7 separate regions of the Mus musculus genome follow, and regions 1, 2, 3, 4, 6 and 7 are each linked to region 5. The links are chromatin loops, found by intact Hi-C in ENCODE. Cell type or tissue: left cerebral cortex. All regions are shown on one strand.

Evidence for each region. Hi-C counts contacts between places; a loop is a spot of excess contacts. Peaks named below come from ENCODE experiments on the same cell type or tissue, not always from the same donor. Only the 100,000 strongest peaks of a DNase experiment are listed, where the experiment ranks them.
Region 1: it touches region 5 in a loop (2.0-fold over the local background); 4 of 42 quality-filtered maps call a loop at or near these places.
Region 2: a loop joins it to region 5, with 2.4 times the contacts of the local background. A loop is called at or near these places in 3 of 42 quality-filtered maps.
Region 3: a loop joins it to region 5, with 2.1 times the contacts of the local background. A loop is called at or near these places in 2 of 42 quality-filtered maps.
Region 4: a loop joins it to region 5, with 7 times the contacts of the local background. A loop is called at or near these places in 11 of 42 quality-filtered maps.
Region 6: a loop joins it to region 5, with 2.0 times the contacts of the local background. A loop is called at or near these places in 2 of 42 quality-filtered maps.
Region 7: a loop joins it to region 5, with 3 times the contacts of the local background. A loop is called at or near these places in 2 of 42 quality-filtered maps.

The regions. Positions count from the first base shown.
Region 1 is chr8:86,189,726-86,193,725 of GRCm38, forward strand. The region is part of intron 2 of Gm33632 (a long non-coding RNA gene); the gene reads left to right. Among named protein-coding and RNA genes, the nearest start is that of Gm33577, 19 kb to the right of the region's middle. In left cerebral cortex, no CTCF peak of the experiment used is centred here; DNase peaks (open chromatin) are centred at 2,442, 2,757 and 3,236; H3K27ac peaks cover 1,638 bases.
Region 2 is chr8:86,165,900-86,169,899 of GRCm38, forward strand. It overlaps Gm33632 (a long non-coding RNA gene), which reads left to right. Exons shown (of 4, transcript XR_879042.2): 2 at 2,411-2,551. Among named protein-coding and RNA genes, the nearest start is that of Gm33632, 9.7 kb to the left of the region's middle. In left cerebral cortex, a CTCF peak has its summit at 2,115; no DNase peak of the experiment used is centred here.
Region 3 is chr8:86,023,297-86,027,296 of GRCm38, forward strand. Phkb (phosphorylase kinase beta) reads left to right here. Exons shown (of 32, transcript NM_199446.2): 25 at 985-1,042; 26 at 3,161-3,251. Among named protein-coding and RNA genes, the nearest start is that of Gm33632, 130 kb to the right of the region's middle. In left cerebral cortex, no CTCF peak of the experiment used is centred here; a DNase peak (open chromatin) is centred at 2,479; H3K27ac peaks cover 683 bases.
Region 4 is chr8:85,697,321-85,701,320 of GRCm38, forward strand. Neto2 (neuropilin (NRP) and tolloid (TLL)-like 2) reads right to left here and starts at 3,604. Exons shown (of 9, transcript NM_001357288.1): 1 at 3,321-3,604. The coding sequence starts at 3,354. Mir8109 (microRNA 8109) reads left to right here and starts at 3,585; the gene lies at 3,585-3,701. In left cerebral cortex, CTCF peaks have their summits at 1,894 and 3,321 (motif pointing right); DNase peaks (open chromatin) are centred at 1,928, 2,938, 3,358, 3,717 and 1 more place; H3K4me3 peaks cover 3,144 bases; H3K27ac peaks cover 1,016 bases.
Region 5 is chr8:86,473,557-86,477,556 of GRCm38, forward strand. No RefSeq gene overlaps it. Among named protein-coding and RNA genes, the nearest start is that of Abcc12, 91 kb to the right of the region's middle. In left cerebral cortex, a CTCF peak has its summit at 2,483; a DNase peak (open chromatin) is centred at 2,468; H3K27ac peaks cover 1,024 bases.
Region 6 is chr8:86,045,513-86,049,512 of GRCm38, forward strand. All of the region lies in intron 28 of Phkb (phosphorylase kinase beta), which reads left to right. Among named protein-coding and RNA genes, the nearest start is that of Gm33632, 110 kb to the right of the region's middle. In left cerebral cortex, no CTCF peak of the experiment used is centred here; a DNase peak (open chromatin) is centred at 2,202.
Region 7 is chr8:85,839,263-85,843,262 of GRCm38, forward strand. It overlaps Itfg1 (integrin alpha FG-GAP repeat containing 1), which reads right to left and starts at 1,687. Exons shown (of 18, transcript NM_028007.3): 1 at 1,272-1,687. The coding sequence starts at 1,476. Phkb (phosphorylase kinase beta) reads left to right here and starts at 1,726. Exons shown (of 32, transcript NM_199446.2): 1 at 1,726-1,841; 2 at 3,742-3,850. The coding sequence starts at 3,799. In left cerebral cortex, a CTCF peak has its summit at 1,869; DNase peaks (open chromatin) are centred at 900, 1,641 and 2,333; H3K4me3 peaks cover 2,218 bases; H3K27ac peaks cover 1,636 bases.

The DNA of each region.
Region 1 (4,000 bases), 280 kb before region 5:
CACTTAGATTTGACCTTAGTACAAGGAGATAAGTATGGATCAATTCGCATTCTTCTACACGTTAACAACCAGTTGTGCCAGCACCAATTGTTGAAAATGCTGTCTTTCTTCCACTGGATGGTTTTAGCTCCCTTGTCGAAGATCAAGTGACCATAGGTGTGTGGGTTCATTTCTGGGTCTTCAATTCTATTCCACTGGTCTACTTGTCTGTCTCTATACCAGTACCATGCAGTTTTTATCACAATTGCTCTGTAGTAAAGCTTTAGGTCTGGCATGGTGATTCCACCAGAAGTTCTTTTATCCTTGAGAAGACTTTTTGCTATCCTAGGTTTTTTGTTATTCCAGACGAATTTGCAAATTGCTCCTTCCAATTCGTTGAAGAATTGAGTTGGAATTTTGATGGGGATTGCATTGAATCTGTAGATTGCTTTTGGCAAGATAGCCATTTTTACAATGTTGATCCTGCCAATCCATGGGTGCCAGCCTTGAGGTGCCTTTTGCTAAGAAGCTTGATCCATTTTCTGGGACCACAAGGTAGCTAAAATCAAGATGAAAGCCAGACAACTGCTTTTTGTATCTGTGTCCCTGGCAGTCTTAGTTGGGGTTTCTATTGACCTGATAAGATACCATGACAAAACGCAACTTGGAATTCACCAGGAAGAGCAGTCAGGGCAAGAACCCAAGGCAGGAACAGATGCACAGGCCATGGAGGAGCACTGCTCACTGACTTGCTCCTCACTGCTTGTTCAGCCTGCTTTCTTACAGCATGCAGGACCGCCAGTGCAGGGCAGCACTCCCACACATTGACCCAGGCTTCTCACATCAATCATTAATCAAGAAAATGACCCACAGGCTTGCCCTCAAGGCAATCTAGTGGGGGCATTTCCTCAATTGAGCTTCCTTCTTACCAGGTGACTGTAGCTCATGTCGAGCTCACACCAGGACACTGGCTTTAGGTCAGACTTCTGCTTGACTGCCTAGGGCTGAGGAATGTCTGCTTAAAACCCAGGGATGCCTACCTACTTCACCCCCTTGCAATGCTGAAGGAATAATGAGAAGAGAAACTGGGATCTTTTTGTCAGTGCTACAGCATCCTACTCCAGGCCACAGAAGCCTCTGAAAGCCTTCAGTCATTGTCCCAAACCTGAAGTCACCTTGGGTTATAGGATGAGCAAAGCTTTGCAAATAGCTGACCCTTCACCCCCCCCCCAACCCTCCCCCACACCCATAAGAAAGAACAGATTATCTCCACAAGCACTAATGATTTCTCAGGCCTCCTTGCAGAAGCAAAACTGAGCTAGTGATCAACCAGACTACATCTTGACCAACACTACCTAGTTCTTCTCAAGTACTCTGCGATCTGCAAGGGACAACCCTCTGTGGGACAGATTGTTTCCTAGCTGTCCGCCTGGACAAACTACTTAGTCCTGTCATGCCTCTGGTCCATCCAACTGCACACATGAAACCTACAACATGCAGGGCACACTTCCCTAGGGCTCTCCTTCTGCATGTGGTATCTGTTTCTCTAGTCTCTTTACTTTCTATAGACAGAGTCCCCTAACCTGCAATTCCTGGGGGCTTTTGTGCTCATTCATACGGCTTCTTGCTCCCACAACTCACCTCCTGTAGGCAGTAATCTCTAACAGCACAATGAGGCACTGCCAGAGACCCAGTGAACTCAGTCCAGGGATCCAATTACTCTTCTTACTCCTGGCATGCTTTGAGGAGGTCTCCTACAGAGATAGGACACCTAGAGCTTGTGGGACACCATCACTGAGTTGGGGAAAGATGGGAGCTCCCAGGACCCTTCTAAGGACCCCAATACAAATTATTAGGATCTTGGAACTCAAGTGAACCAAGTAACACCAGACAGTACCAGCCTACACTGTTCCAAGCCATGTGCGTAGAGCAAAAGGCACAGCAAGACTTGGGTCTTTCTTCTGGTCGGAAGCATTGCTACAAAGGCCTTTCTTCACAGGTGTGCCCTGATTCTTTCTCTGCTTCTCCCTCCCCAGACTCCCAGAAAGCAAGATCACTTTGTCCAGTAGGCAACTGGACTGTTAACAAGTTAAGCGAAGAATAATGGAGACAGTGATTTGCACAAGGAAGAGATTCTCTGGCCACTTCTACCTTCTATTCTCCTGCCCCATTCCTCCTGGTGTTTGCTGGGTTTGCTGCTATTGCTCCTGCTTCCATACAGTCTCATTTTTCTCTTCCGGGTGCTTCTTCTGACTCAGCCTCCCAGTGGCCTGGAGATTTTGACGCTCGAAGCTGTCGGTCTTCTTTTCAGGTCTCATTAAAGGTTCAAAAGTTTAATAATTGATTTTAGAGGCACAGATTCAGAGATGGAGAACCCTATTAGAAGAAGTCAAGTCTTTCTCATCCCATGAGGCCAAGGAGAGTGCTCACCCTAGGGTTTTGTTAGGGTTTTTATTCCACTTGTGTTACTCACATGCAAGTTAAACATGTTCAGGTGTGTTGAGGGTTCTGCTCTTCTGGGAATCACATGAGCTATTAACTTGGACTGGGGTCTCCAGTGTGTAAGAGGACCACATTTTGTTTAGGTGTTAACATTAATGCTTTTAAATAAGAAATGGGAGAAGGCTTTCATTGAAAAGAGATTTTTTTTCAGTGAAGGAACTTAAAATTCTGAACATTTCCATATGAAATTCAGCTGCAGCATATCTGGATATAAATAATACAGTGAAATTTTCATGTCGTTAAGCATCACAGGAGTCCGACAACTTCTGCAAGGATTTGCATTTAATTCGTTTTTTTTTTAAATGTGTTAACTAAAAATAAAGTAATTTCAGGCATATGGAGTAACTAAGACAGTACGGAAATTTGCAATGGAAAATGTTTAACTCAGTAACTGTGTCTTGAAAAATCCCCAAGATTAACTTATAGGAAAAGGTCACCCAGGATGTAGGAGGGAGAAGACCTCTGGGACTTTGGGTTGACTTTCAGATACATCCCATTCTGTTTGATTGGCCCCATTGTAGTTCCGATTCTCCTTTCCTTTAGACAAGGTTAGAGAACCATTCCTGAAGCTAGAGATACCAGAGGTGTGGAGACAGGAAAAAGAAGAGAAGGGGCAGATGGAAGACAGGAAGACCTGTGCCCTTTTCCCCACTTTCCCCATCAGTCACTAGGGTTGCATCTCTCTTTTGGATGGTGCACTGAGCAGGCATCTAATCCAACAGTATCTTATCATTGTTTTAGTTGGCTTAGCTACCATTACACAGCAGTGTTAGCTTAAACAATGAAAATGTGTTTTCTTCCAGTTCTGGAGGCTGGAAAGTTGGTCCAAGTGCTGGAAGGTTCAGTGTCTATAGAGTATATGTTTCCCAGCTCAAAGATGGAAACTCTTCACTGTGTCCTCAAGTGAAGAAAAGGGCTGCTAGCATTGTGGCATCACCTTTAAAAGTCACTACACTGTCCATAAATGGGTGGTATGCACCCCTAAAATCCCAGCACTTGGGACATGGAAGCAGGAAAATCAGGAGTTCAAGGCTATCCTTAACAGCATAATGAGTCCAGCCTGGGCTATACAAGACTGCCACAAAGGAGAACAAAAGACTGTGATCTGAATCTTACATAGTCACTTTCTCAAGACTCCTCTTCCTAATTCCATCATTCAGGGAACCAACCACAGCAGAATGTCTCAGTTCTTTTAAAACAGGCCCAATAGTAAGATTCTGGGTCATACGATAACTTCCCTCCACACTTAAAAAAAATTTATTAGGTATTTTCCTCATTTACATTTCCAATGCTATCCCAAAAGTCCCCCATGCCCTCGCCCCCACTCCCCTACCCACCCACTCCCACTTCTTGGCCCTGCCATTCCCCTGTACTGAGGCATATAAAGTGTGCATGACCAATGGGCCTCTCTTTCCAGTGATGGCCGGCTAGGCCATCTTCTGATAAATATGCAGCTAGAGACACGAGCTCCAGGGAGTACTGGTTAGTTCATATTGTTGTTCCACCTATAGGGTTGCAG
Region 2 (4,000 bases), 310 kb before region 5:
TGTGTGTATGCCCATGTGGGTGTGCACATGTATCTGTGCATATGTCTTTGCTTGTGTGTGTGTATGCACATGTATGTGTACATGTGTGAGATGCAAGACTTGGAGCAGGCTGGTCCAACCTGTGGCTGAAGATAGCTATGAATTAGTTCTGGCCCCAGAACTAATAAGTTTAATTGTAAACTTATCTAAAACATGAATTTTTGTGTGTTTATTGTTTGTAGCTTATGTGGTTTGTGATTGTGAACTTTGTAGATGACAACATCTTGCCACAGTGTCACACAAGCATGTGTATGCTTTTGTTGTTTCTACTCATGTGTGGCTTCAGTCTCACAGCAGTGCACAACCTCCAGTTACCTTCCAGGCGCAAGGAGTCAAATCGGCACCATAGTCATTATGTGTGTTCATAGTGAGCTGGTGTGTGAAAATAGCAACAGTGAATAGCGTTAACCCAGCATTGCAGACAACAGGTGCTTAATGTTCTGTAGATGACAGCTAAGTCTTGTTGATGATCAATAAAATAATCACACACCAGCTGCACCTAGCCTTGTGGTTCAGACTATGTGGGCAGTTGAGATGTGGAAGGTCCCAAACTCTGTTTTCTATTGACCTGTTAATTAATTTTCTTAATAAAGTAAACATAGTCCCTTGTTAATTATTTCTTTTTCAGTCCAAACATGACTTCTACAAAGTCTCAAGAGAAAACAGAACCCACGTGATAGTGGACAGGATCCAAGTTAAATCTCTGTATTTATTGTTTTCTTCAGCTGTTGTGCTTAACTTTCTGTGCATTGCCTGAACATTTCCAAAATTACATATCTGTGGGCATAAATTATTCTCAACCTACTTTAATAAGAGTTCAACCTCCCTTCTAGCCCACCACCTACCAGAGGTATTGGGAAAGAAAAGTTATTAGGACACAGGAGAAGTAGACATATTTAGAAATAGTTCTTTGGGGATGAGTGTACTCTTCATTGTCAGGATATCTGCAGTCCAGTCCTCTAGCAAAACACCAACACAAATCAGCAGCAGCAGCAGCTCAGTCCACTCAGGAGGCACCATGCAGGAATCAGCAAGGGCAGTTCAATCCAGAAAAAACTTCAAAGTTACCAACCAGCCAAGTCCACTTGGAAACTACAAGAAGCTGCAGGAACCTCATGAGAAGTTCTTTGCTAAGTTTCTCTCTATGACCTCACCATAAGCAAAGCTCAACAATGCAATGTAAGAGGAACCAATATATGTATGCTGTCAGCGAAGAATAGTGAGGTGGATCAGAGAGAACCAATGCTCCAGCTCCCACTGTCTGTGGGGTCATATTTATATTCTTTCTAAATATCACATGTCCTTTTGCATGTCTGCTCTAGCGAAACATCCTTTCACCTGTGTCTGCTTCAACAAAACATCCTTTCATGTGTCTAGCAAAACATACTTTCACTTGTGTGTCCCAGCAAAACATCATTTGACAATAACTGACTTTTCAAACAAACTGAAAGTTTCCACTTTACAGATCCTTAAAATGTCTATCTACATCTTAAGTGTCTTCCACATTACATCTTCCTAATGGCTGCTTTAGGTTAGGGATATATTAACTTTGGGCTTCACTGGGCCATACTGGCCAAGGACTTGTCTTGAGCCACACATTAAGTACACAGACATTAAAAGTAGGCAAAGACCTAAATTCCTCCAAAGATGGTATGTAAATGTAACAAACATTAAAATGCCTAATGTCATATCACAGTTATTAGGATGGTTTGTATATGCTCTGCTAAGGGAGTGGCATAATTAGAAGGTGTGGCCCTGTTGGAGTAGGTGTGTCACTGTGGATGTGGGCTATAAAACCCTCATCCTAGCTGCCTGGAAGTCAGTCTTTCACTAGCAGCTTTCAAATGAAGATGTAGAACTCTCAGCTCTGCCTGCATCATGCCTGCATAGATGCTGCCCTACTCCCACCTAGATAATGGACTGAACCTCTGAACCTGTAAGCCAGCCCAATTAAATGTTGTCCTTTATGACATTTGCCTTGGTCATGGTGTTTGTTCACAGCAGTAAAAGCATAACTAAGGAAGCTAACATAAAAAAACTAACAAATATGACACAGGAAACAAGTTTTGGTGAAGATGTAGAAAAGTTGAAACATTGTCCCCTATTGGTAGGATTGTATAATGGTGATTTCACTATGGAAAATAATACATAGTTTTCCAAAACATTAAGATAAGAATTATCATAAGATCCAGTAACTCTAATCCTGAGGTTCAGTCAAGAGAATCTATCTATCTATCTATCTATCTATCTATCTATCTATCTATCTATCTATGTATCTATGTATGAGGGGTAGAGTGGGAGTGTGCCCGTGCATACTGAGGCTGGAGGTCAATAACTAGTGTCTTTCTTGATCACTGTCCTTATTTTTCAGTTTCTCACTGAACAGGGAACTCATTGATGTCACTAGACTAAGTGGTTAATCAGCTTCAGGGATTTGTCTACCTCTGTCTTCCAGTGCACTGCTGTGCCTGACTTCTTACATGGCTTGCTGGGGATCCAAATTCAGTGCAAGGTAAGCACTTACCAACTCTGTCATCTCAGCCCCACTCAAGAGAATTTAAATTGGAGTCTCCAAGGTATTTATACACCTGTGTTCTTAGCAACATTACCCATAACTGAGAAGTGGAAACAACCAAAATTCAACAGATGGCGAATGAATAGACACATATGATTGTATATACACACACACAAAGACACACACGCACACACAGACACACACAGCATGCATACTCCTGCTTTAAGGAGGAGTAATATTAGCTAATGAAGACATTATGATAAGTGAAATAAGCCAATTGCCCAAAAAGCAAATGCTGCATCATTCTACATACATGTAACACTTAAACATAGTCAAATTCATAGCAGGTACTAGGGATTCATTTGTGTGTGGTGGGGAGTAGGTGGCAAAATGAGGAGTTTCTTAATGGATAGGATTTCAGTTTTGAGTGATGAAAAACTTCTGGAGACTGGTTTTATGATCAGGTGAATAAGGTTAATATTCTGAACTGTATATTCAAAAAAGAATGAATGCCCTTGGCTCCGTGGCAGGAGTGTTTGTATGCTAATTAGATGATGGAGGATTGAGGAAATGCTATAGCATTTCAGAGCAGCTGCTGATCACCAGCAAAGTCAAGCACAGGTCTGAAGTTGTATCTTTTAGCCTTGCTCCACCTCTCAAGGGTGGAATGTGGTTCATTCACCAATGGAGATTATTTAATCAGTTGTGCTTGTATAATGAAATTTCCACTAAAGCTTGAAATACAGAGGCTGGGAGAGCTTTCGAGTCAGTGAACACATCTGTACATCAAAGTAGGGTCTCTGAAGAGGGTGTAATATTCTGCCTCATTCCTTGCCCCCTCTCTCTGCATCTCCTCAGCTTGATGGTTTCTGAGGATGTCCCTGTTCATTAGAAAGCTGGAATGGCAAATGTGGCACACTCCAGAGATCTTCAAATCACACTAGCAAATTATCTGACATAGGGAGGGGAGAGAATGAATTGGTGTAATGTTCAAATACAGTCTGCACAGAAGTCCTGGTATCCTGGTATCTTGGAGATCCCAGCCAGCTGTGGCTAGTTTCTGAAGTGGAGGCAATATCATGGGACTAAATCTTTAACATGTCGGGGATACATGATAATTTTGAGAGTTAGTGTTAAATTGAATTGAATTATAAGAAATCCAGTTGCTATCAGATAACTAGAGATTGGTTATTGAACAAAAGACACAGCACAGGCCACTGTAGCCATTGTCTCCACAGTGGAATGATAAGGATGAACTGCAGAAGATTCAGGGGGCCAATTCTCAAGCCCTGGGTAGCAGCCCGGAGGAGACAAGCCAGTGGACCAGATGAGTTTTGGTTATAAAGGCACAGCCACGGTAATCTGCCTGTGGATTCAGTGTTGCACCAGAGAGACAGAAGAGTCAAGATTCACCTAAGGGTTTGGAAATGTGGATCAACAATGTAT
Region 3 (4,000 bases), 450 kb before region 5:
TCCTTAAGTTCTACATCATGACCTTTTTCTGGCATTTTATAGTACAGAAGAATATAGGATATGTTGAAACATATATTTCCAGTCATCGGACTTTTTGGATTATCTCAAACCCCTGTCTAGCAGTACATGCTGATTTGGTTAAAGTGGAGATGCACTAACCACTGGCATTCCAACAGTGCTGACTCAAAGCAGAAATGCTCTGCACCGAGCTGCATCTCCACCCGCGCTATTGCTCTTTATTTTGAAGTGTTCTTACTAAGTTGCCCTCACTCTCCTCTGACCCTCTCTGGCCCAGGCAAGCTCTGCATTTGCAGCACTCCCACCTCAGCCTGCTCCGTAGCCTGGAATACAGCATGTACCAACAGGCCCAGCTTTTGCAGGCATCTATGGGACCAGGGTATCATTTAATCTAAATTAAGACTGTAAAAATAAGTGAGGAGAAAAATGTAAAGATCTTTTTCCTTATCCTTGCTAACTTTTGGCACTCAATTATATCACACTGTTTCTTACTGACAAAACCAGCAAGAGTGCAGAGCACGTGTGAGACATGGCCAAAGTGTGAATGCTAGGGCTGTGCTAACCAGAGTATTAGAATGATCATAGCCTCACACACTTACCAGAGACGTAGGGACTTCCATTTAAAAAGTAGGCTTTTACTCAGTTGACTAATTTTAATGTGTTCTGTTTCATGTTGAAAGGTAAAATAATACTTTTATTTGCTTAAAAACTTACAAAAAGTTACATATCAGTTAAAAAATAGAATTTTGGTGCTCGCTTCAGCAGCACATATATTAAAAAAATTAGAATTTTGAAAACTGTACCATGTAGCAAAGGTGCTGGGAACACACAATCTCATTTGGGTTGCAGATTTAAACTGGTCGGTTCAATACAAGGATGTTTTCTCTTGTTTTTGAAGAGGAAATAAATGTTGTACATTTAATTAAAAACTTTCTTCAGTGAAGACTTTTCTTATTCTCTGTCTAGGAACTGTGTCTGATCACATTGAGAGAGTGTATAGAAGAGCTGGCAGCAAAAAGCTTTGGTTTGTATTAGTTTCCTTGTCACGTTATAGTTGTCGTACTGTTGTATTCAGTAGCTTAAAGACAACATTTGATTCTTACAGATGTTACTCATCATCATTTTGACATTGAAACTCTAAAGTTATGGCACCCTGACTTCATACTTTTGAAGAGTATTCGTATGTCACAGGAGACTAAAGAAAAATAACTAGAAACAAAAGCCTCCCCCAGGATTGAGCCTAGAAAGCCCCCACTGGGGTGACAGCATCATGATTCAGCTTTTCTGCATCACCCATCACTTCATCTTGTTTAGAAAACCTTTTGAAGGCCCTAAAAGACCATTTGATTGTAAGCAGAAATAATGAAAGGCAATTATCTCATCACTTAAGTTGAAGGAGCCATGAGTAAAGCTATTTACAGTCACAGTGAGGAGAGTATGCCCAAATATACAGCTCTGCATTTTGACGGAATTACGTCTCAAGTAGTTTCTTATGAGGCCCAATCTCCGTAAACCTCATGTTTCTATTCTCTGAAATAAGGGACTGGACAAATTTTCTAAATAGTGCTTCATCTCTACTTTATGACAAATATACTCTCGCTGCCCAGAGAAACAATGACCATCCAGTTCACATATCTCAAATTTCCACTGTAAGTTCTCAGTACAGTAATCAGTAGATGTTCTTATAGGCAGTGTGTTTTGCTGTACCTATAGTATTGTTTAGGCTAAGCAAAACCAATTCTTGCTTCTGCATAATACTTATGACTTTGATAAAGCACTAAGTTGCAAACATTTAGAAATGCTGACTGTTATATTTAAACAAATAGAACCCTGGAAGCTTAATTTATTCTATTCTCCCTTTTATGGCTTTCCACTGCCCCCAGGCTGGCTGTGCGGTACGGGGCTGCATTTACCCAGAAATTTTCCTCCTCTATAGCCCCGCACATTACCACCTTTCTGGTACATGGGAAACAGGTAACATGCACAGAGTTTGGGAAACTCCAGTTGCTTGATATGTGTGGGTTTATCTGTGTTCCAAGGGTTATATGCATCTTTTGGTGTTCAGATAAAAGTGTCTCTCTAGAACTGGGAAGTATTTGTTTCACTAACTCGGTCAGCTACTGGCTTGATTGTCTACTAGTCCTTTCATGTTGTAATTAAGAAATATAAATGCTTGTTATAGGCCAATTTCTGTGGTTATGCTGAAATTTTAAAAAATGGTACTTTCAAACCTACATTTTGATTTTATTCTCTCTAAATGTTCACATAAATTTTTACTTTTGAGGGGAAATGTCTTATATATTGCATGTGGTGTAATTTGGGGGGTATAAATCTGTTCTTTCTACATTCTAAGACTTTTTCAGAAATGTAAAAATAGAAGTGTGAATTCCTTCCCCCAACATTCTGTCTTTATCAAGAAAGAAAGTGAGGGTAATTCATTTCTGAAACTCAGTAGAGTTCCCTAATCCAGGCATCCAATTATTCAGGACCAAAAGAAACATAACTCAAGGCTTCAGAGAGATGGCCCAGTTAAGAGCACACACTGCTCTTCCAGAGGACCGAGGTTTGGTTCCTCACATCTAGCAGCTAAGAACTGCTGATAACTCTGGCTCCAGTCTGCACAGGCACCTGCACTCACATGCTTATACACACACACACACACACACACACACACACACACATTCACCTATACACAGTCACTCACACATGTAGTTAAAAAATAATATTGTACAGAGAAGCATAGTATAAATTGATATGGGAATCAGTCATCAGTCACAGGCACATGATCCTTTTTATGTGTTTTTTAATATGAAGCAGAGTACCCTCTTAATTCCTTCCTCTCCCATCCCAATTAAAAGAGTAGCTAGAGACTCTGCTTTTTCTTTCCCTTATTTTTTTGAAATTGATCTTGGCATCACTGATGCCCTTTGCCACAGTTTGGTGGCTGAGGTGAGTGTGAGACATGACTTTCCCTAATTATAGATGGTCTTCTTTCAAGGGTCAGGTCTAATGGCAGTTCACTGCTTCTCTCTATCATGGGAGGACCTGACTGCATACATTGTACGGTTCCCCATCAAGGGCACCATTTATTCACCGTCTTTCTGTTTGTGAAGATCTGGCCTGCTTTCTTCTTTGCCCTCAGGTCGGTTGTACGCCGTGCAGCAAGTCTTTTAAATAAAGTAGTGGACAGCCTGGCCCCATCCATTACTAATGTTTTAGTGCAGGGCAAACAGGTAAGTATCTGCTTTTCACACTCACAGACACAACAATTTCTAGTTAGGACACTTACATCTGGTATAGGTCGGTGTCATAGACTGCCCACAAAGAGATTACCAGTGAGTGGTTTGGGAATTTCTTCAAAAGTCTCTTTCCTCCTGCAAAAACAATAGCGTGTACAGTCTGAGAGCTGCAGAGTACTTAGTGGGCCATCTCACTTTTGTCCTATACCCTGGGACTATAACTTCAGTCCCCAAGTTTGCTTGAGTTCAGTGCAGATTCTAGTGTAGAAAATGCACCTTCTGGGGCATTCAGACAGCTTTGTGATGGGCAGAGAAAAGCTAGGTCCATAGCAGAGAACACATTAAGCTTCCACTCCACCTGATTGCTCCCTTACCACTCCTAAGAAACTCATTAATGTTCAGGAAGAGGCAGAATCGACATGCCTGCCCTGCTCCTCCATTCCTCACCCTTCAGGCCATCTCTTCCCAGAGCTGCTTCCTACCCACCCGGTCAATCTGCCACTCCTGCTCACAGGGCCATCTACAGTTCATATTCTCATTCTCTCCCTCTCCCCTCTCCCCTCTCCCTCTCCCTCTCCCTCTCCATCTCCATCTCCCTCTCCCTCCCTTTCTCCTCTGTTCTCTCTCCTGTCTCCCCCCTTCTCTCCCTTTCCTTTCCTTTCCTTTCCTCAGTCCCTATCTTTCCTCTTTCCTTCCCTCCTTCCCTCGTGTCTCTCTCCTCTGTTCTCTCTCTCTTTCCCTTT
Region 4 (4,000 bases), 780 kb before region 5:
AGTACTAAGCAGTAAATGTAAGGTTTGTTAAATCTAACACAAGATGACAGAATCTTTTTTTTTAACTGACTATATTCCAAAGCACAAAAACATTCCCAATCTTAAATCTCATATATTATTAATGGAGAATGAAGATAGTTGGTAAACATTAGATCACTGCAGCCTATACACGGTGATCATCCTGCCAGGCACATTAATAAGAAAGTGACTACAGCAGAAGTGCTTTCTCTTTCTTGCACAATGGGACACTAGGCTGTTAGTGCTTCAAGGGCAGTTTGTATGCTTCATCTTGATCAAAGGAGTCAACTCTCCACATCTATAGAAACTGTCATCAAACTTTCATATGATCAAACAACATTTGAAAGAATAATTGCTATCATCTAGTGTTGTAATTTCTAATATACTACTCAACCTAGTTTAAGCAGAACAAAATTAAATTTTCAGTTAGTGATTGGTACTCTGTCATAGGAAATATTCTGAACATGTTGAAAAGTGGGTGGCTTCCTACCACAATGATAGCAGCCCTCCTCTTAATTGTTCTTGCCTCTGAAGGATGTCTGTTATTAAGGTTGAGCCACCACCTAAGAGCCTCTTTTCTAATTCAACCTTAAAGTACTCCAGAAACACACTTAAAACATCAATAATTATTTTAAAAAAGAATAAATAAAAGGATGATATATTATGTTGATCATGTACAGCCTCTAAAATTTGAAATATTGCTTGAAAAACAGGCATGAAATTTATAGTCTATTATTTTCTTATCTTATTCCCAAAGGACTGAAAGTGGCTTTGATTTAAACTGGCTTTGTAATGTACACATTCTTTTCCTTTATGGAACACTGGTTTAAAAATTTAGATTGGCTTTTAGTTCAAGATTCATTGTAATAAAACCATTCATTGTTCAATATGAATTTTCAGTTGATAATTACACAATTTTTCCATCTCCTCCTTCTCCTCCCCTCTGTGTTTGTGTGTGTGTGGTGGTGAAGTATTACGAGGGCTGAGTTAAAAAGAAGCTTTACTGTTAAAGAGACAGCTTCCCCCTATATCTTTCCTGGATAGGTTTAAGACTAAAGAACAGAAGTTAATACTCAGTTGAGACAAGATTTTTAAATACAGATGGCTAAGGCATAGTTAAGCTCCATTATGTCATAAACTTAACCTCAGATTATATAGCTTTGAATATCAATGGGTCTAATAGGATTTTTCTGGAGCAAATGTACAATATTTGAGAAAGAAGCAATTGGTTCATAATTCCATAATTTAAAAAGTACTTTCCACTCAAAACCTCATAGTCATTTCTGGTATTTAACTGGAAAGTGTCCATTATATTTCAAAACAAGGATTTAAGTAAGTAGCATCTATAATTATACAAGTGTTAAATGGCTACTTAAGAGAAGAACCTCTTGATGTGGAAAAATTCACTTATAATACACTTGAGGGATGCTTTTTCATGCCTTGGAACACAAATGAATAGTAGCACTGAAAAGGAGTAGTTGTCTTAAGGTACATTTTAATAATATTTTGTGTAGGAAAATATGCATTTGATTTGAAAAGCAAATGATTTAATATGTGCAGTAAAATCCAGGCTATCCCTTTTTCTTTCAGCCTCCAGATCGCCTTCTCAGGTTCAAAATGTTTTTCTTTTAGTCTTTCTTGACCAAATTCTAATGCTTACAAAGCACAGTATAGAATTAAAAATAGATTGCTCTCTTCTTAGCAAGCCCACATCACAATTTTTCTCGAGCTGTAAAAATACTTCAGCATGTAAAAATAGTTCAGGTTGAATAATATTTGAAAAAATAAAATAAAAGCCAGATACTACACTGTTTTCACTGGAGCTCAGTCATCAGCACGGAGTTTCTGGATAGGCGCAATAATCCACACTGGCCAGAGAGGGCAGTGTGTACCCACTGAAAAGGCACAGGCAGCGGAGCTGCAATTCCTTGAGTACCTCTGGAGATTGCCCTATCCAATTCAGTTTCCTTGAGTTCTGCAGGTAAAGCTGTGTAACAGATCCAACTGAGTGTTGCGGGAGGCTACTCTCATATAGTCGTGTCATTATGATGCTGGCAACCCTACTATGGTGGGTTCACAATTAGAATGAAGAGAATTCCTCTAAAGCAGCAGAAATCCATTTGTGCATGTGGTTCATTTATTATTAAAGAGTGAAACAAAATGTTAATTTCCAAGGAAATAACTACATAATCAGGAGTTAAAGCAGCTACAGAATTTTTTATTTGTTTTTATATAATAAAATTATTAAGAATTTATGGATTAACTGAAATAAATATTCACTGGCTAGAAGGTTAGTGGTTATCTTGGCACAGTCTGAACATAAAAGTATTGATATGCATATAGTTAGGTAGGTAAATATTTAAATTAAATGGCTGTAACGTCAATTAGTAATTTATGAATATTTGTCCAATTATGAAGTTTGTCTAAAACGTTGTTAGTTCAAGAACAACAAAAAGTTCCACTGAACTTTCTAACAAAACAAATTTGAAAATAAGGTGTTAACACGTACCAGGAAAACACCAAAATGTGTAATTGTGCAAATATCAGGATTCAGTGCTAAAAATGTAAGCGCCAGTATTTTAACACTGTCATACTTTCTCTCTTAATATAAGAGGATTTAAAAAAAAAAACCCATTCAGATATTATTCATTTGCAATTAAATCATTTGGGGAAAAGGAAGTCATTTGCTGAAAGGCGGTGCTTTTTCTTGAGATTTATGAAAGGATCAATCCAGGACGAGTTCTGGAATAAACTTTGCCTCTCAATGTAAACCATCTAGAAATATTTATCTGAAACAGCACCTCCGCGGAGAGGCAGCCTCTCAGTGGCTTTAGGAGCTCGATGCTGTCAGCTCGCCGGCCGCTGCCGACCCGTGCATCCTCCGCACAGGACTCATGAGGCAGCGGGACTCGGCGATCCCGGGAAGGCAGCGCGGGGCGCGGGGCGCGGGGGGCATGCAGGGCCGCCGCGCAGCCCCGAGCCCGCAGTGGTGCCGCAGCCTCCCGGCCGCAGCAGGTGGGACCCGCGGGAGGCGCGGACATTGGGGGCTTCTCCGAAACCGCTGCGGCGCGTCGGAGTTGGGGCTTTCGTGGTTTGTGTGCTACCACTTTCTGCGGTGGCAACCTGGGGCCACCGGCCTTCGCTTCGCACACTTTGCAAGGCGCGGAGTCGCCGGCGTCCCCCGGAGCGAGCTCGCAGCGGCGGCGGGCGGCCTGGCCCAGACAAAGGGCGCGAAGGCGGCGGCGGAGCGGAGCGGAGCGCGGCCTGGCCCGCAAGGGGGCGCTGCCCGCACCCGCGCTTACCTTTGAGGACCGCGCAGAGCTGCTCCAGGGCCATGTTCCTCAGCGTCGGCGCTCCGAGAGCGCCCGAGGCGGCGGCGCGGTGGTCACGGCCCGGCGGGGTAGCTTCGCTCCGTCCCCATCGCCGGCCGCCGCCGCTTCCTAGCAGCGGGCGCAGCGCCTCGGCCCGCCGTGCCGGGTCCCCGACGGCCGCCGCCTCTCGGCGGGCTGAGGAAAGCCAGCGGCGGACGCTCCCGCGGCGGGCTCCCTTGAAGTGGCGCGCGCCGGGAGCCCCGGCTCATTTAAGCAGCGAGCGCAGCGCCGCGTGCCGGCCGCGGGGCCACTGCGCACGCGCAGCCCCGCCCTCCCGCGTGCCCCGCCCGCCACTCGCTTCCCGGGCCTCGCGCGCGGCCCACCCCTCCCTGCCGGTGTCTTCTCGAAGCCTTGAGCTCCCCAGGTCCGATTTTTCCATCCCCTCTCGGAGGACCTCAAGCTCAGGTGCTTGAAAACGTCTGCTCAGCCTTGCTGATCTCGGTGGAAGGGAGACCCCCGCGGGGGCCCTGGAGGTGCCCGGGTGAGTTCCCCCGGCCAGCAGTAAGGGTTGTTGCACCTACTGAACCTTCTCCAACAGTTGCCAGGCACAGCGCTGCTTGAGGAATCCTCACTCCCAGTCCTCGCCACAGTGGGCTGAAAGCTCCACGCCA
Region 5 (4,000 bases):
AAGCCAGGTCTGGCCACTTATCCTCCATAAGCCAATTAAAAGAGCCAAATTAATAATGAAAAGCAGACAAAGATTTATTCAATGTGGACACACTGGGCAAGGGATCAAAGAGATCCAGTAAACCCCTCAAGTCTGTCTGCTGGGATGCTGAGGTTAAAGTTTAAACAGAGGGCCAAGGATCGGCACATATAAACAGTTCTGTCAAGATGTGGTCCCGTCCACCACTGACCCATCCTTGTCTGGGCTTCAGTCTCATTTTATGATGTGGTCTGGCAGGGTGTTAGAACTTCGAGGACTCACTTTCTGGGACACGAATCCTCCCTCTAGCTGGCACCTTTTCCTTCTCCTGGTGTGAGATTCCTGGGGAATGCCCATTTTCGGGGAAGTGTCCATTGTTTCAATAGTCAGACAGTCACATTGAAGACATAAGTGTCTCTTTAGAATATCTCATTTCTACCAGACCTGTTAGAAGCTGGCCACACTATCCTTTCCTACCCTGGGCCACAGACCCAAAATAGGATGCATCCCCTCTGTCTTAGATAGGGTTTTACTGCTGTGAACAGACACCATGACCAAGGCAAGTCTTATAAAAACAACATTTAATTGGGGCTGGCTTACAGGTTCAGTCAGAAGTTCCATCCATTATCATCAAGGTGAGAGCATGGCAGGCATGGTGCAGGAGGAGCTGAGAGTTCTATGTCTTCATCCAAAGGATGCTAGTGGAAGACTGACTTCCAGGCAACTAGGGTGAGGATCTTATACCCACACCCACAGTGACACACCCATTCCAACCAGGTCACACCTATTCCAACAAGGCCACACCTTCAAATGATGCCACTCCCTGGTCCAAGGATATACAAACCATCACACCCTCCTTCCCAGAGACCACTGGGTCAACAGCTCTGGATAGGGAAGATATCTGTTGGTTCAGAGGGAGGGGTTACTGTATTAGCCAAGCATCTCATAAATGTCAAATAGAGGTCCAGCCCCTTGCATGTTGGTCCTGATGCTCAGAGGGTAGACCATGAGAGGCTTCCATATGCTTGGGCATTAGTGGAAGCCTTCTCTAGACTACTCATCCCTCAACACTCTGTCTTGAAAACGGGGGCGGGGTTGGGGAAGATGGAGGATGGGAGATGGGGCATGGGGCATGGGGAGGCCCATGGCATGGGGCAAGACACCACGGCAGGGAGACCACAAGACAAACGCCAAAGGCTTCCTGTTTGCACAAGGATCTAGGAACTATAGTTCCAAGTTATTTATCTTCTCCTGTAGAGTTTTCTGCTCCTAGGGGAGAACCAAAGACAGTGTGGGCAAAAGTCCTGCCTGGATTTTGCCTCACAAAAATCACAGACCCACCGAAGGACCGTAAAGGGCTAAATTGTAGGTGCGCCCAAAGTATATACTGAAGTCATTGGCCCAGGGACCCTGTAATTAATGCTGCTCCTTTGGAATCCATTTTCAACCAGAAAGAGTGATTTTGGTTTGGTTTGGTTTGGTTTGGTTTGGTTTGGTTTGGTTTGGTTTGGATTTTTTGTTTTTAGGTCTTTTCAGAATGCAAAGATCTCATTTGATAAGCACTGGTGTATGTCCTTCGTGATGAATTGATCATTCTAAGTAAATACTGCCCAAGATGTGAATGACAATAAGAATACTGTGGCCGCTCAGCAACATGGGGAAATCAGACTTCAGCAGGGACCCATTTTCCACTGCCATGTCTTTAAATCACAGGGAATAAAGAAAGCCTTGCATGTTGAATCCACTGTTGCCCCATCCAGGTTCTATTTCCTGATATATTAAATAGCTCCAATTTACAAGTTTTCTTGCTTTCCTAGCTATTCTTAACCATGCTTTCAAAACCCCTCAACTCTTCCCTAGTTCCCCATCCAAATCTCCATCCTGCTTTTCCAAAGAGAGCTTCCAGAGTAGTACTGAACTGGAACAACACTTCCTGCATACAATAGGTACTAAATGAATGCTCAGATAGGTTACACAAGTCCTTTATCTTAATCTTAGCCTGATGGAGAACTACAGAATCAGAAACATACTGACCACGCCTAGCCCCCAACTCTCCTTTGCTCTCTCCCATGCTTGTTACGCAAAAGTCATCACTCAGAATCAGTTTCCCATCGGCATCCTTGGAAAAGTCCCCTCAAAGGAAGAATCCCCCTGAGTCGTGGTTTAGAGATGAAGCACAGAGAACAGCTTGCATCAGCTACACACAGCCGCCTGTACCTACCAACACAAGGCCAATAGGTCAGACTGGGGAGACATTCTGATGGAGCCTCGGTGGCAGGGCCACTGCGGAGGAAGGAAGCCACGGTCTGCCAAATGAGGTGTGGAGCCAAGTACATTACCTAGATCCTAAATCACACAATTAGTCATGAAATAATCTTTGCTTTGTCTTTCTCTCTTCCTCTCTTTGTAAGCAGCTCTGCCTTGGACTCTATACCCCTGACCACAGCAGCCTCTAGTGGCAGCAAGCTGGAGCACACAAGACAGCAAAGGACCCCAGGAGGAAGACTTTGCAGGGTCTGAGGTTAGCAAACATACTGTTATTGCTATGTTCATACCAACATTGTGAAAACGGAGAGGCCTAGGGTTCCCTGTGGTGGGGACGTTGAGTAAGGGGTTAGTAAGAGAGAGAATCTGAGCCTCCCAGCCATTGGTTCAGATGCAAGAAACGGCAGCCAGGCCCTGAGTAGAGTCGTATCCAGAAGAATGAGCTGTCAGAGAGGAGGTGGACCACCAGGCTTCACCCAAGGGCTTATGCCTCTGATTTTCCACATGCCCTCACAAATATCTGACAGCTGCCAAAGTAAGACAAATGTGACAGCATCCTTGACCAAACAGAGAAATTTTCTCTTCCCAGGGAATGACTTAAAAACCTCAGACTCATCGACTGGATGACAGCTGAAGGAACTTTTCCCAGAGAAATCACAACCACAAAAGCACATTGGAAACATTCTAGCAGAGCTTCAGGATATTCATCTCAGCATTGGATGGATGCTGAGCCTGAATCTCACAGGGAGCCTGTCATAGCTTTAGCCGTCAGCTTGACACAAACCTGGAGCCACAGGGGAGAGGGAATCTTAACTGAACGCTTGCCTATGGGCTTGTCTGTGGAACACTGTCTTGATTGATGATGTAGGAGGGCCCACTATGGGTGGTACCATCCCTAGGCAGCTATGAAAGAAAGCTGAAAGTAAGCCTGGGAACAAGCCACTAAGCAGCATCCCTCTATGCTTTCTGCTTAGTTACTGCCTACAAGCTCCTGCCATGAGCTCATGTCCTGACTTTCCTCAGTAATAGACTTTTAAAATGAAGTGCAAGTTGAAATAAATAAACCCTTTCCTTCCCAAGCTATTTTGGCCAATGTTTTATCACAGTAACAAAGAGCAAATGAGAACAGAGTCCACTTTGACAAATCCTTCTGTCCCCCCCACCCCCACCCCCTAGCTCTCCTCTGACACCTAGGGAGCAGTCAGAAATACCAATCTTCCCTGGGCTGGGCAGGAAATGAACTTGTGGACACCTGTGTGAGCTGAGGCCATTCTGGTAACACCCTCACTAACCCATTGTTATAGCAAAATACCTAAGAGTAGAAAATTTTATAAAGGAAATGCATTTCTTTCCTACAGTTCTTGAAGGTGTAAACTCAAGGTTGAAGGCCTGGGCATGGGTATGAATCTGCAGAGTCCTGAGGCAGCTGATAGCATTTACTCAGTGTCTGGGTTAGATCCATACTGCTGTAATAAAGATCACAGCCATAAGCAACTTGGTGAGGTAAAGAGCTGTTAACAAAGAGGGGGAAAGAGAAAGACAAAGCAAAGATTATTTCATGACTAATTTTGTGATTTAGGGTTTGGGTAATGAACTTGGCCCCCTGGCCTTATTTGGCAGTCTGTGGCTCCCTCCTTTCACAGTGGCCCTGCCACAGTGCCTCCATCAGAAAGTCTCCCTAATTCTTGCCACAGCTATTGGCTGTCAGATCTTTATT
Region 6 (4,000 bases), 430 kb before region 5:
GATATTTCTAAAGATGTTCAAATTAATATACAATTAGAGCTATGCATGGGCATTTCATTAGTCAGGGTTCTCTAGAGTCACAGAACTTATGGACTGTCTCTCTATATTGAGGGAATTTATTGTGATGACTTAGAGTCTGTAGTCCAGCTAACCCAACAGTGGGCAGCTGTGGATGGGAAGTTGCTCAGTTCCATGAGGCTAGTTGTTTGAGCTGGTCTTCTATAGAAGTAGGTTCTAACAAATGTCCTGGCAAGTAAGTGCAAGCACACGAAGAAGACTGAATCTTCCTTCTTCTCATGTCCTTATGTAGGCCTCCAGTAGAAGGTGTGGCCCAGATTAAAGGTATATACCACCACACCTGGATCTGAGACTTGCTTTGTCCCAGGCTGACCTTGAATTTAGAGATCTCCTTACTTCAGTCTCCTGGGATTAAAGGCATGTACTACCTTGCCTGAATCTAAACTTTTCATGGCCACTGTGCCTCAAGATCTCCATGCCAAGATCCAGGTCAGAAACTTGTATCTTCCAGCCTCAAGACCTGGATCATTTGCCAAGGCTGTGGGAAGAAAGGATTGCATATATAACTGAGGGGTACAGCCCTTCCTGGTGGGATTTGATATCTCAGAACTCTTTCCTTTTGGCCAGGTCCTTTTAGTAATCTACTTTAAAAATATGTTTCCAACAACATGAAAATGTGCGTGCATAAGACCACTGACTAAATTACTGCTTGTAATCGAACATTTATGGTATTTCTATAACCTAAATGTGATGTGCCCACATAACAGAGTACTGTGTACCTTTGAAGAAGGGAATTCTTTCTAAGCTATATCATTAAATGAAACAGTAATGTGCAAAACAATGTCTATTATATGGAATTCTTATTTTTTAAATGTATTTATTCACTTGTGTAGAAAAAAATCCAGGAGGGATAAATCAGAAACGAGTATGATGTATGCTGTTCAGAGAGGATAAAAACAAATGGGAAATGGTGAATGATAGATACAGCATAACAGAGTTGGGCACAGAGCAAGCCTTCCCCAAGCTGGCTGCAGTGTATGGAACGCCTCCTCCTAAGTAGTGGGTGTCACATGCTCCCAACTCATAAATAGTGGGAGTGTTGAATACATGCAGTATTAAGTAATGTAATAAAACATGTCTGTATGTGGAAGAGTCCAGAGTGGAGTGGAAACCAACAGCTGAAGCCAGCTCACACAAATGAGTACCACTACACTGGGGAGGGTGGGAAAGGCAAAGCCCCTGTTGAAGGCATGCCCATTAGAGACACCAACCACACATAAATGCCATCTCTAGTGAAAGCATGTTTCTCACCAGTGTATATTCAATAGCAATCTAAGCTGAACTTCATGTCTCCGGTAAGATTGAATAAATGTATTATGACTAAAAAGCAGATTTCTCATTGTTAAGGAAAAGAAGGGAGCTGATTGAAAAGGCTAAGCCAATATGAAGTCATGGTTTTCCGTTGATAGATAGAGAAATGAACATGGATCTGTGCCTGTGCATATGCATCTGTGTTTCCTACATCTGTCTCCTGAGATGTCCCAGGAGCAGTGAAACTGCCATAAGAATGAGCAAACCCAAAATAGTTGCATTCTAAACACTGTAACAAAAGAATCAGCTCTAGAGGAAGGCAGGAAAGAAAAAGAAAGGAAAAGGAAAAGGAAAGGAAAAAGGAGAGGAGAGGGGAGGGGAGGGGGGAAAGGGGGAGGGGGGAGAGGGGGGAGAGAGGGGAGAGGAGAGGAGAGGAGGGGAGGGGGGAGGGGAGGGGAGGGGAGAGGAGAGGAGAGGAGAGGAAAAGAAGAGGGAAAGGAGAGGGAAAGGAAAGGAAAAGGAAAGGAAAAGGAAAGGAAAAAAATGCAAAGGAAAACCAGGAGCATCTTTGTGCCAGAAATACAAAAAAAAAAAAAAAACCCACAAAAGTCTCAAAATGTGACAGAGGTGTGGACACTGGAGAAATTGGAACAGGCCCCTGGGACTCCAATTGAGATGAGGTTTTGGTTTTGGTTTTGGTTTTTTTCTTTTCCAAGTGTGTGCCTGCTCATTCATGTAGAAGAAATACACAAATACTAGTAATAGATTATAGAGTCCATGCTGATAGCGATCAGTGACTGGGAGAGAAGGGGGTCGTGCTTAAGGCAGAGTCTAGTCAGTACAGATCGGATGGTGGGAGCAGAAAGTGACCACAGCAAATGCAGCAGAGGCTGCCAGCAAGAACCGCTGTTAGAAGCAGCGTGGGGGCAAAGCTGGCACAGGAGCTGGGTGTTTCTGCTCAGCATAATTACTAACAGCTGAGGAAAAACCTTTCAGACTCCCATCACCCAAATGATGAAGTTTAGCATCAATAGTAATAAGACTTTAATTTCATGTACCATAGACACTGACAGCATATCACTTCTGAATTTTCTTGGCAAAAGTGCATTTTTTTAAAACAAGAAACTACCATAAACCCAAACCAAGAAAAATCCTATGAAACAGTAGATATTACTAAGATATGAAAACTTAATAAATAGGAAGAAGGAGGAAAAGCAGAAGAAAAGAAGGAAGAGGAGGAGGAGGAAGCAAGGAAGGAAGGAAGGAAGGAAGGAAGGAAGGAAGGAAGGAAGGAAGGAAGGAAGAAGAAGAAATGTGAAGAAATACATACCACAGATTCATGGAGCCTCCAGGACATAGAAACTAAATAACACATGCCATCCTGAATTGGAGAGTAAAAGAAATTAATGTTATTTTGATTTGTTGGTGTCAATAGTTAAGCTGTGGTTATATAGGATGGTAAAAGTGGGAGAGGACATGATTGAAGAGGGCATAAGAAATTTGCATTATATTTTGGTTTCTCTAAGTGTAAAGTTTTTCAAAATAAAATGACAGCGTTTTAAGTATACTTGGAAAAATGAGTCAGTGATGACTTCAATTCCCAGCACTGTGTGGTAGCTCAGCCACCTGTAACTCCAGTTTCAGGGGATCCAGTGCCCTCTTCTGGCTTCCACAAGCACCAGGCATGCACATAGTACACAGGCATACATACAGGCAAGTCACCCATACAGATTAATAATAATGATGATAATAATAATAATAATAATAATAATAATCTAAAATAATTTCCCAGCTCTATTATATTTTTATATTATTTTTATGTTCTAAGCAAATGCTCCCTTGATAATGCTAGCCATAACCTCTTAGAGCTCTGAAATGTATTTGTGTTGTTGTCACATTTAAAGGATATGGATAAAAATTAATGCAGAGGGAATTTGTTTACCAAAACAACAACAACAGCAAGGTATATCCTTGGCCTTTTAGCAAACGCTGAAGGCAGTGGTGTGTCTTCACCATTGAGTCTGCTGGCAGAACTCCATCCAGAAAAGATTCTTCTTAATTACTAAGTGTATCAGATTGCACTGGTTCTCTACCGCAAAGAGAAGTGTCTTTACCTGTTTACTCTGCATAGCATGCTCCTGCTTAGGACAGTGTCGCTTGGTCCTGACACGCTCCACATATGATGATTGTGCTTTTCAGTCTGTCTTTTTAAGTACCAAGTGGAAACAGACACAGAGACAGACAGACAGACAGACAGACAAACAAACATATACAATTTTCAGCTTTTGCAAAATTATATTGTGTCACTGTGTGATTTTTAAAAATAAAGCAAGTTCTGTACCTTTGGCAATTGTGGATGGTATATTAGGGTAATATCTAATCTAGAATTTGGGTTTATTATTGTGGCTCTGGCCATAACTCTAATAAGTAAGATTCAATATCTGGTTGACAATGAAAGTAATACTTTTCTGAACATTAGCTTATTCATTTCTTCCCAGTTTGTTGAGCCCACTCTGGGAAGGAGCTATAGATATAATCAAGCTATAGGATTTCCATGGCTTTTTAATGCTTACATTTTATTAATGTGAGAACAATATAAAATAACTGAGATTGGTTGTACCGGTTCTGATATGGGAAAGCCATCTAATGGTGTAGTAACCAATTTGTAGCT
Region 7 (4,000 bases), 630 kb before region 5:
GAGCACACCTTAAACTATACTGTTGTATACTGAGTATGAGACCCAAGTTTGATCTGCAGCAATACAGAAAACACCCCCCCCCCCCCACACACACCCTTATTTATACTGTGCTACTGTTAAGTCTTGTGTTTTCCACATCCAATCAGGTCTCCCTCATAGGCTGTTATCATCATACCAAGGATCCAGGAATTCCTACTAAAACATCTACTCACAAGTTACAAGGATATAAGTCAACACATAAGCAGAAAAAGCAGAGCCCTCCACACTTCCCCCTTTGCTTCCACATGGATGGGTCAATTAATGTTCATTGGGACAGACTTTCAGAAACGCTTAATCAAGCACAGGATATCTTCAATGTCTCTGTATCTAGTTTGGATAGATTAGCTACAGACTTTGAGTATTCTTGCAATGTGGGTAATCATTCAAATAGAGGAAAAACCATCCAGGTCTTATAAGAGGTTCTGGGGTCCTGGAAAGAGCACTCAAAAGACCTTGTCAGGATCCTGCCAGTCAGCTTTGTAGGGGCTTTAAACTTTATTCATGGCCTTGGTCCTTAACCACCAACCGATGCACTTGGTCAGCATCAGACATTTTTTCTTTTAAGGCTTAATGTGGTTAATGAACTTTCAATGGCAAGTTGGATGAAGACTATAGCAGTACTCAAGATGAGGAGGGGCCAGATGTACACTAAGCTAAGGCACCTTATGCTGGAGAAGTCTGAAGTTTGAGAATGTATGACCAAGGAGGCACTGCGTTTATCAGCAGTTAACAACAACAGAGGCTGGTGTGAGTGGTGGAGAATTTGGTGCCTGAGGAAGGCACAGTGCCTTTAAAGATCTTAACACAAGGAAGGGCAGAATTAGTAGGAGGTGAAGGCAGAACATCTCTCACAAGAAACTGTCAGCTTGCATGTTTTCTCATCAAAGGGGGTGGAAGATTGGAAAAAAGACGGGAAAGCAAATGCTTAGACCAGAAACCAAGGTTCTTAGAAATCTGGAAGACCTTTGGCAGGCAGGTGATCATTCGCCATATGAAGGCTAGAGGTTTCTAGATGAAGGGAGGTTGGTGTGTTCTTAAGGGTTGGGCTGATGGTCAAGCCGCGGGGTTACTGAGTTAGGACCGAGGGTTGATAAAAACAGGGGAAAGCTGTCCCTGTGCTGAAGATAAAGGGAGAGCCAGAAGACTGGGAAATGCAAGAGGTAGGGTAACAGGAATCAGGGGGCGTGGGTACACCGGGAGGGGCAGACAGAGGAGGGCCGGCAAGCACTGACTTTCCCGCAGCACGAAGAGGTCCGTCTGTTTGTCGGAGTTGAGGTCACCGAAGGCCGCCAGGGTGCCCCAGGCCTCAGCCCCAAAGAGCTCGGCCGTGACGTTGTGCAGAGCCCGCGCCGGGGCAGGCCCAACGCTCAGCAGCGCGAGCCCCAAGAACAGCGGGGCCAGCACCGCCCTGGCGCTAGGAAGCCGGCCTGCCGCCATGGCGCCTTCGGCCCGGCCGGCCTCCGCCGCGCTTGACGGCAGCCGCAAAGCACCGTGCGACTGACCGGCCGACCGAGAAAAGACTCGGGGTGCGGCCTCACGGGCAGCCCCTCGCTGCACTCTCACGCTGCCCTGGGGCTGTTTCTCCGACGACCAAGACGCCGAGGAGCTAGGGCGGCGTCTGCCCGGGAACTCACTTCCGGCTGTCGTGCCTCCCGACAGTGTCGCGCGAGGGGGCGGGGCCGGGCCGGCCTCGCTGACTGGCAGCTGGGGTGGTGGGCACTGTGCGATGGCGGGGGCTGAGGGACTCATGGCTGAAGTAAGCTGGAAGCTCTTGGAACGAAGAGCCCGGGCCAAGCGCTCAGGTTTGACTGCCTGTGACCACAACCTTCCCCCTCCTGGGTACAGGGGGTGGTGCTCCTCCGCAAGTCCCCTGGAGGGAGGCAGGTGGGATCTGTCCTGGGGATCAACTTGCTTCCTTAAGTTGGCTCCAGAAAGCAATAGGTTTCTCTTGCTGCCCTGCTCTTGTCCATCTTGGTCCCCATTCCCCAATCCCTGCACTTCCCCCATTTAGATAACGTCTGTCTTTCTCCCCCAAGTTATTTCCTCTCCAAAGTTAGTGATAAGCTGACTTCTCCAGAAACTTTGCCGAGTAAGTCAGCTAGTGACAAGTTCTTTGGAACCTGAACGCTCTTGCTCTGCAAAAAGTAGACCTCCATTTTTAGTGAGGTCCTAAAGAGCTGGCGACTACTTTTGTCTCATATGCCCCCTTCACATTCCTCAGTAATTTTTAGCTGCAGCCAGTTCTGTGTGTCAGAAATTGAGGAAGACGGTTTGTGCCACAAGTTAAGTTAGTGTACAGTTATGACTCAGAATGAAATTGGCCCCTTCCCTAGCCAAATGGTCCCACCACCTGTAGCTTCTAGTTGTGGTTCCCAACCACGGAGATTAAAAAGCCAGCAGTCCGAGTGTCCTGAACTGACTTGTTCAAATTGCAAAGTCACACTGGCGTTTTAAAAGTTAGTACTCCTGATTAATAACTTTCCAGAGAGCCAGCAGTGAAACTGCCACTTTTGAAATTGGATACAATCTTGGGGGAAAAAATGTGTCCTTAAACACGAGAGGTGGGGGACAAGAAATGTTCAACCAAGAACCTTTCCCTTGTCAAAGATTGACGAAAGATTGTAGAAAAGTACTGTATTTGTTAAAGTATTGCCAATTTCATTCCATTTGAAATCTTAAAATTTTTGTGTGTTTATTTACTTAGGACTTAGGGTTGTAATGGAACAAACACATGAAAAGTAAGAGAAATTTTTAGAAAGCAGTTGACTCAAGTTCAGAGTCAGTAGAATTATTTGAAACAGTTGTAGGGATATTTGTTGCTTATATTTTCTTTTATTGTGTCATATAGAAATTTTGAGTTGGTTATTAACACTGTTGCTGTGGGAATAGAAAAAGTGCTATTAGGTTGTTCTGGGCAAAGAGAATAACTAGTCTTTTGCCAGGGTCTTTAACCGTCCTCTCAACCCCCAACATGTATTTTTGCAACACAGTTTTGCAACATAGTAATCCTATAGGGTCTATTTTCTCTTCAAGTCTTTATTTTACTCAAATATATGTCACAACAGCAAGTGTTGAAAACCGTATTTTTCTTAATAGGGTAAATTCTGCTTAACTATTGTTGAATGCAGTTTCTTAAACCTAGTCTCAGCCATAGTAGATACTATCCAAATTTACTGTATGTTTACATAAGAGTAAAGTGCAGATAGAAGTGGAAAAAAAAAAAGATAGTAGTTGAGGCAAATCTTAGTAGTTATGTTTGCAGTTTCTACTATTTTTGATTCCGAAAAATACAGACACTAAACCTTGAGCCATATTATTTACTTCCTGCTTATTATAAAGTGTTAACTTGATTCTGTTTACAACTTTTAACTGTGTAAACAGCCTTGTTTGAAACATGAATTGACCTGTTTCTGGGACAGGCTCCTCTTTGGAGTTATAAGCATTGTTACATAGTAGCATTAACAACTTAAAGAACAATAAAGGATACTATTAATTGAATGTGTCTTAGTAAGTGGATATTATGTTTCTGTCTTTTCATGTATGCAAACTTAATTTACCAAATAAAGGAAATCAAATTCTTGAGTCATAAAAGACAAACTAAAATTATATAATGATCTTTAATTGTCTTTTGCACATTGCATCATGCTAATAACTGCTCATACATTAATCTAATGCTGATTGCTTCTAACCTTCACTAAACAGTTTTAAAATTGGTGTAGTTTAGCGTGCAACGCTTATGATAAGAATCAACAGTTTGAAATGGCCAACTCACCTGATGCAGCCTTCTCTTCACCTGCTTTGTTAAGGTCTGGTAAGTGTATAGACCCCAAAAGGGTCAACCGACAATTTTATATTTGTTGTTTTCAAGGTTAATGTTACTATATGGTATTTTTTGTTTCTTTTATGTCCCCTTTGGTGGACCCAACTGTGTGTACCATTTCAGTTCAAGTTAGCTTGTGCC